Linked DNA regions of Homo sapiens: region 1 is linked to region 2. Evidence: chromatin contacts called from ENCODE Hi-C or POLR2A ChIA-PET data. All regions are on one chromosome and are shown on one strand. The core of a region is the stretch at or near the end of the contact, and the rest is flanking DNA. Distances in the headings are between cores, read along the strand shown.

Region 1 (5,386 bases), core at 2,482-4,981, 40 kb before region 2:
TGTCACATATGCAATCCGCGGCTGACCCAAATGTTGTTATGTGGTGCATGACTTTATATCCACTATACAAGTAGATGTAATTAACCTCAGTCATACAGATAATAGTAAAATAGAGTAAAATGAGGGATGATGATGAGTTTTTGTTTTTGTTCTTGTTTTTTTTTTTTTTTTTTTTTGAGACGGAGTTTCGCTCTTGTTGGCCAGGCTGGAATGCAATGGCGCAATCTTGGCTCACCGCAACCTCCACCTCCCGGGTTCAAGTGATTCTCCTGCCTCAGCCTCCTGAGTAGTGTGATTACAGGCATGAGCCACCATGCCCAGCTAATTTTGTATTTTTAGTAGAGACGGGATTTCTCCATGTTGGTCCGACTGGTCTCGAACTCCCCGATCTCGGGTGATCCGCCTCGCCTCAGGAGTTTTTAATATAATTTATTAAACCATAAGTTTATATAAGTTAATTTTTAACATTGGCTATGTTGAACGCTTGGCTGTCAAGCTTAACTGTTAGCTCTCACAGACCTGGCTCCAACATGCTACTGTTTCTCCTTGGCTGTGTTACAGTACAAAGTTATACCATGAATTAGCAAGTTCAGGACCATCCTGGAAAGCCAGCGTGGAAAATGCAGTCATAAATGGATTTTTATTTCTGTGGACTTTGGACTGGCTGTCTACTCTTGGTCTCACATTCTCTACTGCATATCTCTTTGGCTAAGAAAATTAGTATTGAAAAATGGTTTATGGATCTAGTTATTGGAGCTAGTATTCAACTTTTTAGTTACTTAAAAGATAGGACTTAAACAGAGCTGAATTTTATAGGGTCTTTTATTTTCTTCTTTGGTCCTTAAGAGAAGACTGCAGAAAACTAGACAAGAGGAATTTGAATGTTCTCATAACAAAGAACTGATAAAGGTTTGAAGTGAAAAATATGCTAATTACCGTGAATTGATCATTACACAATATATACATGTATTGAAACATCATACTCTAGCCCATAAATATAAGAAATTATCAGATGTCAATTAACAATGGAATAAAATGAAATTAAATTTTAAAATGAAAACATTCTAGAAAATATTCCCAAGAAGAGATTTATTTATTTATTTTTCTGGCTATCTATCCTTAAGGGTTCGGGAAAAAATGGCCGGTGGAGAACAAAAGATTGAAATTTTAGCTCATTCATGATGCACGTGACCGGGAAGGAGTGTTAAGATGTCCTGTACTTCCTTCCATAATCACAGGTTGAGGTGAGGGTTGCCTAAAGTCTGATCAGCCACATTTTGACAGTGGAGACTCAGAGGCCTAGTTAGGAACACAGAAGGAAAAATGTTAAAGGCAGACCTTTATAACCAAAACAATCAACAGGTCTAAAAGCCAAAGAAACCAGTATTTCAGAATTGTTAACTTACTCCTAGATGTGTGTTAGGCATCGGGCTTATCTTAAAGAAGTGTCTTAGACCACAGAAACATAGACCCATGATATTTGGACCAAGCATAGGTTAAAACTAGGGGAGGGAGGCACGAATTACAAAAAAAAAAAAAAAAAGGTGATTCCATGTTAGAATCCCATGTTGAAAAGGTATTACACTTTATTGTAATACAGACAAGATTTCACTGTGTTGGCCAGACTGGTCTTGAACTCCTGACCTCGTGATCCTCCCACCTTGGCCTCCCAAAGTGCTGGGATTACAGGTGTGAGCCACTGCGTCTGGCCTAAAAAGCATATTTTAAAATTAGTCACATATGGAAGCTAAGTAGTGCATTTTGTGTTTCCGAACAGGACTTAAAACGTCAGTGCCATAAACACTGGTATGTATTCAGACACACTGGTCATATGTCATGAATTTGGTAGACATATTTGTAGGCAAATAATGTAGAGATAGAGTCACATATTTTAAACTAAACAACTCACTATGAACCATCATGATGGTTCACACCTACAATTCCAACACTTTGGAAGGCCAAGGTAGGAAGATCACTTGAGGTCAGGAATTCAAGACCGGCCTGGGCAAAAAAGCAAAACTCCTCTCTACAAAAAAATTTAAAAATTAGCCGGGTATGGTTGTACATCTCTGTAGTCTTAGCTACTCAGGAGGCTGATGTGGGAGGATTGCTTGAGCCCAGGAGTTTGAGGCTGCAGTGAGCTATGGATGTAACCCAGAAAGACCCTGTCTCTAAAAAAAATAAATATATACAATAAAATAAAAATAAATTAAAAATTTAAAAAGCCACTGTGATTCTTCTCTGTGATCATTCGTAAGTCATACACTATTTTGTGTGGGTGAAACATGTGATCTGTTAGTGGGTCTGAGAAAATCATATTTATTAAGCAAAAAAGTCAATATGTGCTTGTGTTTTGCTTATGAATTTACTCGAATAAAATGTCTGAAGGTCTTGAAACTTCTTAAAAGAAAATGGTTCTTACTTCATTTTGGTGTGTTTACATTAAGGGGAGCCATGTGACCTCTTATGAGAGTTACTGTCAAATTTCAAGTGCATGGGCATTGCCTGGAGGACTTGTTCAAACACAGATTGCTGGAAAGCCCAAGAATTTGCATTTGTAACAAGTTTACAGGTGATCATGATGCCGCTTTCCCTGGGTGACTCACTTTGAGAACCACTGTCTTGTGAGTTTAGAGATAAAGAATGGTTGAGGTCGTGTGCGATGGCTCATGCCTCTAGTCCTAGCACTTTGGGAGGCCAAAGCGGGTGGATCACCTGAGGTCAGGAGTTCGAGACCAGCCTGCCTAACATGATGAAACCCTGTCTCTACTAAAAATACAAAAATTAGCCAGGTGTGGTGGCGGGCGCCTGTAATCCCAGCTACTCAGGAGGCTGAGGCAGGAGAATCGCTTGAACCTAGAAGGCGGAGGTTGCAGGGAGCCAAGATTACACCGCTTCACTCCAACCTGGGCTATAGAGCAAAACTCCATCTCAAAAAAAAAAAAGAATGGGTTGGAAAAAATGTCTGCACATCAGTAAGCACAAAATAACCATTGATAAATAGCATTACAAGCATCCAGGATCCTAACAGGAGGGGAGAAAATCAGGCCACTTTAGAAACACTTTTATGACTGGCAGTTATCCAGTTTGCTACTAAGGTCAGGTCTAAAAGATTGTTAAGACTAGCCTGTTTCTGTATCCATGGGTATCAGCTGGGGAAGCCAAGTTCTGTCTTTGTGCTTGGCAGCCCTCCCCAATGCCATGTCTCTGCTGATGACATTGGAATTTCCTCCAAATTAAACAGCCTGACAGCAGCCATCTGTAAAGAAGGCAGCAAGGTTACGAGTGATCACTGGCTAGTGCCATTTCTGCTGCCAACCAGGCAGGCAAAGCTTCTGGCATGTTCTTGACCACCTCTGAGAAGAGTTGATGTTTCCTTTGGGGTATCATAGAGTTTCTGCCACCCAGCTCTGTTTCTCTGCCTCCTGGTGCCTGCCCCTAATTATTGCATAGTTGTCACTGATCCTGGTAACCTGACTGCTGGATTTTTGCTCCAGAAACCTACAGTAAAGGAGACCGTAGGCCACCAGAAGCCAGGAGGAAACATCAGGCTGCAGTCAAGGGCACTGCCTTCTCCCCTCCAGGCTGCTGGGCTTTGAGGGCAGAGAAATAAAAAGACTGAAAGGGATTAGAGGCCTGGAGTCCACAACAAAGCCCTGTAGTCATCCACCACCTTGCACAGCCTCTTCCTGCCATGCTTACAGGTGAAAAGTCTAGTTCATAGGACACATTGCTTTTCCAGAACCTTCCGCTGCCTTCCAGAGCCAGCATTCTTCCTGAAAACTCTCTCTTGCCAGTTGTTTGCCTTCAGAGTTACAGTTTAAAAACCAACACTTAAACTGATATCCTCTGAAGAAAAAAACAGATAACAAATTCATGAATCATAGTTATACTTAAATTTCCTCCGTCACAGAGAAACATGTTATTTTTAGAAAGTGGATCCCAAACCTAACTGATCAGAATCCCTTGGGGGAAATGTTTTTAAAAAATACCATTACCTGTGCACTGGCCCAGAAAATCCAGGGCCATTAGAGACTGCAAATGTCTGAGAATCTGTGTTTCCTAAAAGGCACAATGGTGATTCTGATGGGCAGCCATGTTTGAGAACCTCTGATTGAATTGTGCACAATTTTGATGGTGCTGCTGTTGCATTATAGGTAATTCAAAGAAGAGCTTCTTTTTTTTAAAAAAAAATAGTAATCTATAAATATAATAGTTTTCATCTGAATAGTGTTTTCTTGTTTTCAGAAGACCTTCATAACTTTTTTTTTTTTTTTTTTTTTTTGAGATGGAGTCTTGCTGTGTCACCCAGGCTGGAGTGCAGTGACGCAATCTCGGCTCACTGCAACCTCCGCCTCCCAGGTTCATGTGATTCTCCTGCCTCAGCCTCCTGATTAGCTGGGATTACAGACGTGTGCTCCTACGCCCAGCTAATTTTTTATATTTTTAGTAGAGATGGGGTTTATCCATGTTGTCCAGGCTGATCTCAAACTCCCAACCTCAGATGGTTCACCTGCCTCGGCCTCCCAAAGTGGTGGGATTACAGGCGTGAGCCACCACGCCTGGCCATAACTATTATCTTTGACAATTTTCCTGGGAGGTGGATGACAGGACCTGTTACTGACGCCAGTTTACATCTGAGATGCTGCAGTGGAGAGGAATTGGAACTAGAACCGACACTTACGGCTTCTTGTCTGGTGTACTCTCTGCTGTTCCATCTTCATTGCTTGTGTGCATGCGTGTGTGTGTGTGTGTGTGTGTGTGTGATGTGTTTATTTGACTCCTTGAATCTATGTTGTCTTGTTTTTCGTAAATGGATTAACGCCACTACCACGGATCATCAGGGAGATATGACGCTAGAGATAGATAAGCCAAATGGAGGTAGAAAATCCAAACTGAAAACAGGGAGAGAAGCTAAGATAGACCCAAGGAGTCTAACAACCCAAGTTCTAAACTAGAGAGAAGGCCACTGTTCATCTATTTCAGGGATGGGCAGTTATGGAAATAGTATGAACTCAGGCATCCCAAAGGCAGTGCAGTGTATGAGAGAAAGATGCTTGCATGCATACTCCCAGCAAAGCTCTCAGTGGGGCCCAAGATGCAGGGCATGGAGGGTAATAAAGATTAGCCAGGAAGGTGATAGGACAACAGATACTGAAAACATGGCAATGAAAAAACATCAGCATTCAGAGGTGAGAATTACCATTGCCAGAAGTTCTTGGGAAGTAAAACAAGTACAGAGCTATGGGTCAAGGATCTCACAGTTAGAGTACTAGTAGCAGTAGGGTGGACTTGAGTCTGTAGTTTGGGACCAGCTGCTAACTTAAAGCCTGGGAAGCTCGTGTTAGCCAGACATTACAGATACTTTTTATGTCACCTTGAACAA
Region 2 (5,368 bases), core at 1,424-3,923:
TCAGGAGATTGAGACCATCCTGGCTAACACAGTGAAATCCCGTCTCTACTAAAAATACAAAAAATTAGCCAGGCATGGTGGCGCACACCTGTAGTCCCAGCTACTAGAGAGGCTGAGGCAGGAGAATCGCTTGAACCCAGGAGGCAGAGGTTGCAGTGAGCCGAGATTGCACCACTGCACTCCAGCCTGGGCGACAGAGCGAGACTCCATCTCAAAAAAAAAAATAAGTGAAATAAGATAGAAGGAAGGGGGTCTGGCTTTATTGTGGAGGGCACTGTTTTAGGGAGGTACATACATGAATATGTTCCTCCGTCAGGGAACTGAGGGTCCACTGCACTGATTCTCAACCATGGCTGCACATTGAAATCACTGATACCCACTCCGACCCTATAGGTTCTGAGTTCAGTGGCCTGGAGTGTGGTGTGACCGGCAAGACTTTTCAAAATCTTTCCAGGTGATTCTCCTGTGCTGCCAAGGTTAAGAAGCACAGGTCTAGTGTAGTAGTTCCCCAACCTAGCTGCCAATCAGAATCACCAAAAGAGATTTTTAAAATACAGATTCCTAGGTCCCAGCCCAGACCTACACAATCTTGGGAAACTACAGAGGATGTGTATTTTTACAGCATCACATGTATTTCTGATTATCGACTCAGGGGACCCTCACTGTAATGTCCTCATGCACGATTGTGATCTTAAAGCATAATGCCTGTAGCAGTTTTTATTTATTTATTCTCGTAGACGAAGCTGTTTTTCACTGCTTCAAGTTTAATGGCCAAGTGTGTTTGTAATTGTGGTTTTTTGTTTTTTGCTTTTTTTGAGACAAGGTCTTGCTCTGTCGTCCAGGCTGGAGTGCAGTGGTGCAATCTCAGCTCATTGCAACCTCCGCCTCCCAGGTTCAAGTGATTCTCATGCCTCAGCCTCCTGAGTAGCAGGGATTACAGGCACAAGCCACCATGCCTGGCTAATTTTTGTAGTTTTAGTAGAGACGGGGGTTTTGGCATGTTGGCCAGGCTGGTCTCGAACTCCTGACCCCAAGATCCGCCCACCTCAGCCTCCCAAAGTGCTGGGACTACAGGTGTGAGCCACCATGCCGGGCCTCCTGTAATTGCTTGTTAAGAGAATCAGACACCTTTCTGAAGCCACTAACCAACCAGCAGCATTCCCCATTCTATGAGCGCTTTTCCTTTCTGCTTTCTTGGCACATTTCTGTCATAGACCTCGTTCTCAGCCTTGTTGAGACACCTCCTTTAGTTTAGTGTGGAGTATTTTCCTAGAACACCGCAGCCAGACGTCCCCCGTTATCCGCAGGTTGATTTCTGAGGCCAACTGCAGACTGAAAGTATGAAATGGAAAATTCCAGAAATAAACAGTTCCTAAGTTTTAAGTTGCGTGCTGTTCTCAGTAGCATGATAAAATCTCACGCCTTACCCCATCCTAACGCAGACGTGAATCGTCCCTTTCTCCAGCTTGTCCGCTGCGCAGCGCTCCCCGCCGGTGAGTCACCTAGCGGCCATCTTGGTGCTTAGATCCACTGTGGTGGGATGGAAGTGCTTGTGTTCAAGTCACCTTTATTTTACTTAATGATGGTCCCAAAGCACTTAGTGATGCTGGCATACTGTTACAATCGTTCTATTTTATTATTAGCTATTATCATTAATCTCATACTGTGCCTAATGTATAAATCAAACTTTATCGTAGGTATGTATATATAGGAAAAAAACATAGCGTACATAGGGTTTGGTACTATCCAGTGGGTTTCAGGAACCCACTGGGGGTCTTGGAACCTATTCCTCATGGATAAGGCGGGGACTATTGTACTGAAATCTGACAATAACTCTGCCATGATGCTTCTTTTGAGCCACAAAGGGAGCCCTCGATGTGCCTTGCTGTGGTCATTTCCTTTAAATTCCCTTGCTGTGATCATTTCCTTCCATCCAGCCCAGCCTGAGATGTGGAGACTACCAGACAGAGCCTCGTGTGATGCTCTGTCGGCTTGAGTGTGAGGAAGCTTGTAAATCCATGCGTTTTGTTAAAACATTATCTTCTACAGTGTCATTGAGGGAAGTTTCAAATCAGCTGTGAAAGAAAACAAAACCCACCCATCTAAGGCATTACTCATGCCTGGCTGTTCCTGGCTTGCATTAGACTCCCTGGCTGGTCCCTTCAGGCTCTCCGTTGAGAGCTTTCTGTGAAGTTCTTTGTATATTTTCCCAAATATGTTTATTATGGGTTCATTTTATCTTCTACGTTGGAAACGTTATAGATTGAGACTCAGTCACTGCCTTATTGCTGCTTTTCATCATCCCACCCACCATCCCTTGGGTTAACCAGAGCAAAATAGAAGCAAACTATATTATTCGCGAAACTATAGCAGGGAAAAAGATCCAAGTTTCTGGAACGTGTCCTGATGAAAAAATAAGAGTGCATCAGATGTGGAGATAAAATGTCTCAATGTTGAAGGGATGCATTTATCTACTTAACACTCAGATGTTTTTCTGATGGAAGCCTCTGCTTATTTATATTTTAGCAAAGGCCAAACTAACCTGTTCTAAGAAATAATCTCATACTGAAAGAGAGACCTCACTTCCCATTTCCCAATCCAAAGTAAATGCTGTGAAAGACCAGGAATGTAGTACCGTCAGCACACATCTGGGACTGTTTGTAGCCTACGTTCTGAAATCAGGGGATGCTGACAGGCTCAAGCTGCGATACTGAAAGGAGGCCTGGTTTCCCTTCTGTTGGAATTACATTACAAGGAGAAATATTGATCCAGCATACTCAAGAATGGGCTGGGTGTGGTAGCTCATGCCTGTTATCCCAACACTTTGGGAGGCTGAGACAGGCAGATCTCTTGAGCCCAAGAGTTCAAGACAAGCCTGGACAACATGGTGAAACCCCGTCTCTACAAAAACTACAAAAATTAGCTGGGCGTGGTGGCATGCGCCTGTAGTCCCAGCAACTCAAGAGGCAGAGGTGGGTGGATGGCTTGAGCCTGGGAGGTCGAAGCTACAGTGAGCCAAGATTGGGCCACTGCACTCCAGCCTGTATGACAGAGTGAGACCTTGTTTCAAAAAAAAAAAAAAACCCTGAAATTAAAAAAACATTCACTGGGGGAAAAATTGGTTTCTTAGTAGAAGAATACCAGCAAAACTCAAAATGAAAATGGAAATGCTCTGCTGCCAATCAGGAAAAGACTGAAAATCTTGGCAGAATTCTGCTGGAATCCTCTGCCCATTTCCTTCATGTTCTCATAATTATAAAAGAAAAAGAAATGAACATTGATAAAGTTCCTGCTGAATAAGAGAAGTTTTTTCTACCTCACATTTGTTGAATGCATCTCATTTAGTCATCACCCTAACCCTGTAGGGTACGTGTTATTATCTCCATTTTCTTTATTTTTTGAGACAGGGTCTTGTTCTGTCTCCCAGGTTGGAGTGCAGTGCCGCGATCTCAGCTCAATGCAGCTTTGATCTCCCAGGCTAGGCTCAAGCAATCCTCCCACCTCAGCCTCCCAAGTTGCTGGGACTGCAAGCATGCACCACCACACCTGCCTAAATTTTTTTATTATTTTGTAGAGACAGGCCTCACTTTGTTACCCAGGCTGGTCTCGAATTCCTGGCCTCACATAGTCCTCCTGCCTCGGCCTCCTGAAGTGCTGGGATTACAGGTGTGAGCCACCACACCCAGCCAATTCCCATTTTAAAATGAGGAAACCAAGGCTTGGGTTCGGTGATTTGCTGTGACTGAAAATCCTTCCCTCCCCACAAATAGGGACACCACTATCAGATATCACATAGATCATTTCCCAGGAGCCAAGGGCAAAGGGCAGACCCGTCTTTGGCCAAAGCCAAATTCTTTCCTACACAGTAAATATGGGAAAAAGAGAGACTTCAAGCTTCACCCCAAGAGTTGAGACATTTTGAAGAAAGACTGACACAATTAGGGGAGTCGCTGGATATAGGAGTGAAGTGCGAGAGAGGTATCAAATATCAGGCTCTGGCCTATGCTTGGAGAAATGGTGCAAAACCGTTAGCAGAAATATGGAACCGGAGTGCATGCTGATTTGAGAGGGGTGGTAAGCATCCAAGTGGAAATTCCTCACAGACTCTTGAGCTGAGACTGAAGTTCAGGAAGAAGAACACACCTGGATTTTTTTTCTTATGCTAGGCATTATAGTTGCTTTTATTTCATCTCAACAATCTTTTGAAAACGTATTATCATCATTCACATATTCCAGATGAGGAAACTGAGGCTTACAGAGGTTAACTGCATCTTCCACGTCCACAGTGCTAGTATAGAAAATGAGCTTTGTTGTAAACAGGAGACTGCCTTACTTTTTTTGCATTTCCGCTTGTCCATTAAATATTTTATTGCCTGTTTAGATTACAGTCATTGGTGCCTACAGCAGCATTATTTATCTTTCATTGGGAATTAGGGCCTTAAATTAAATCGTTAGTCATATTTTATGTTTTTATAATGTTGTAGAGATTCTAGTTAGGGCATGGTATTCTAAAAAGGAAAAGCATTGATTTAATTTATAATGAATAATTGTATCTAAACAGTGTACTATGTGTTCTGCGTTCAAATAAGCCAGAAAGCTTCTATTTATACCAAAGGAATAAACAGCAAACAACAGACATACTTAAATTGAAAACATGAGCACATTTGAATTTTATTTTTGAATGTAGATGTAATTGACCATTTGTTCTGCAAACAAGGCTTTGGTCCAGTTTAGGGGGAAAAAAAAATCAGTGCACTAGTGTGGAGTATTTTCTAAAAGAAGACAATTTTAGAGACTTAGTAAACTTTCTGAACCGGTAAGACTTGAAATGCCTCATGAAGGGAAGTGAGGCAGGGAAACTTTTAATGAGAGATTATTCCATTCACCATCTTTGCTGGAGCTGACTGGTGTCTATGATGCAGGAAGTAACCTGAGAAAGAATTCTAGGGAGGAAAATGTGTTTTTTTTTTTTCTTTCTTTCTTTTTTGAGACACAGTCTCGCTCTGTCACCAGGCTGGAGTGCAGTGGCATGATCTCAGCTCACTGCAACCTCTGCCTCCCGGGTTCAAGTGATTCTTCTGCCTCAGCCTCCCGAGTAGCTGGAACTACAGGCACGTGCCACCATGCCCAGCTAATTTTTGTATTTTTAGTAGAAACAAGATGTCACCATGTTGGCCAGGATGGTCTCGATCTCTTCATCTCGTGATCCACCAGCCTCAGCCTCCCAAAGTGCTGGGATTACAGGCGTGAGCCACCATGCCCAGCCTGAAAATGTGATTTTTTTATGCAGATGAAAATAGGACCACAGTGAAGGAGGTAGAGAAGAGGGCCTTTCTTAGAAAATAATCGGAACAACCACAGCCAGTAA

Evidence for each region. A loop is a pair of places that touch in the nucleus more often than their neighbours do. ChIA-PET counts read pairs that join two places held with the same protein, here RNA polymerase II (POLR2A). Pooled maps may share reads with other maps.
Region 1: a map of astrocyte of the cerebellum shows a loop between it and region 2 (6-fold over the local background). The contact joins two enhancer-like sites. A Hi-C loop is called at or near these places in 9 of 168 maps with a recorded cell type or tissue (CD8-positive, alpha-beta T cell, GM11168, aorta and 5 more), 1 of 37 single-sample maps with no recorded cell type and 2 of 50 pooled maps. POLR2A ChIA-PET finds 5 or more read pairs at or near these places in 3 of 52 experiments (AG04449, B cell and K562).

What each region holds. Positions count from the first base shown.
Region 1 is chr6:16,390,061-16,395,446 of GRCh38, reverse strand. The region is part of intron 6 of ATXN1 (ataxin 1); the gene reads left to right. Among named protein-coding and RNA genes, the nearest start is that of GMPR, 150 kb to the right of the region's middle. Within about 2 kb of position 3,731, at least 5 of the 41 ENCODE cell types and tissues checked have a DNase peak (open chromatin) inside an H3K27ac peak, as active enhancers do; they include uterus, where a contact is called at or near this core.
Region 2 is chr6:16,349,121-16,354,488 of GRCh38, reverse strand. All of the region lies in intron 6 of ATXN1 (ataxin 1), which reads left to right. Among named protein-coding and RNA genes, the nearest start is that of GMPR, 110 kb to the right of the region's middle. Within about 2 kb of position 2,673, at least 7 of the 41 ENCODE cell types and tissues checked have a DNase peak (open chromatin) inside an H3K27ac peak, as active enhancers do; they include uterus, where a contact is called at or near this core.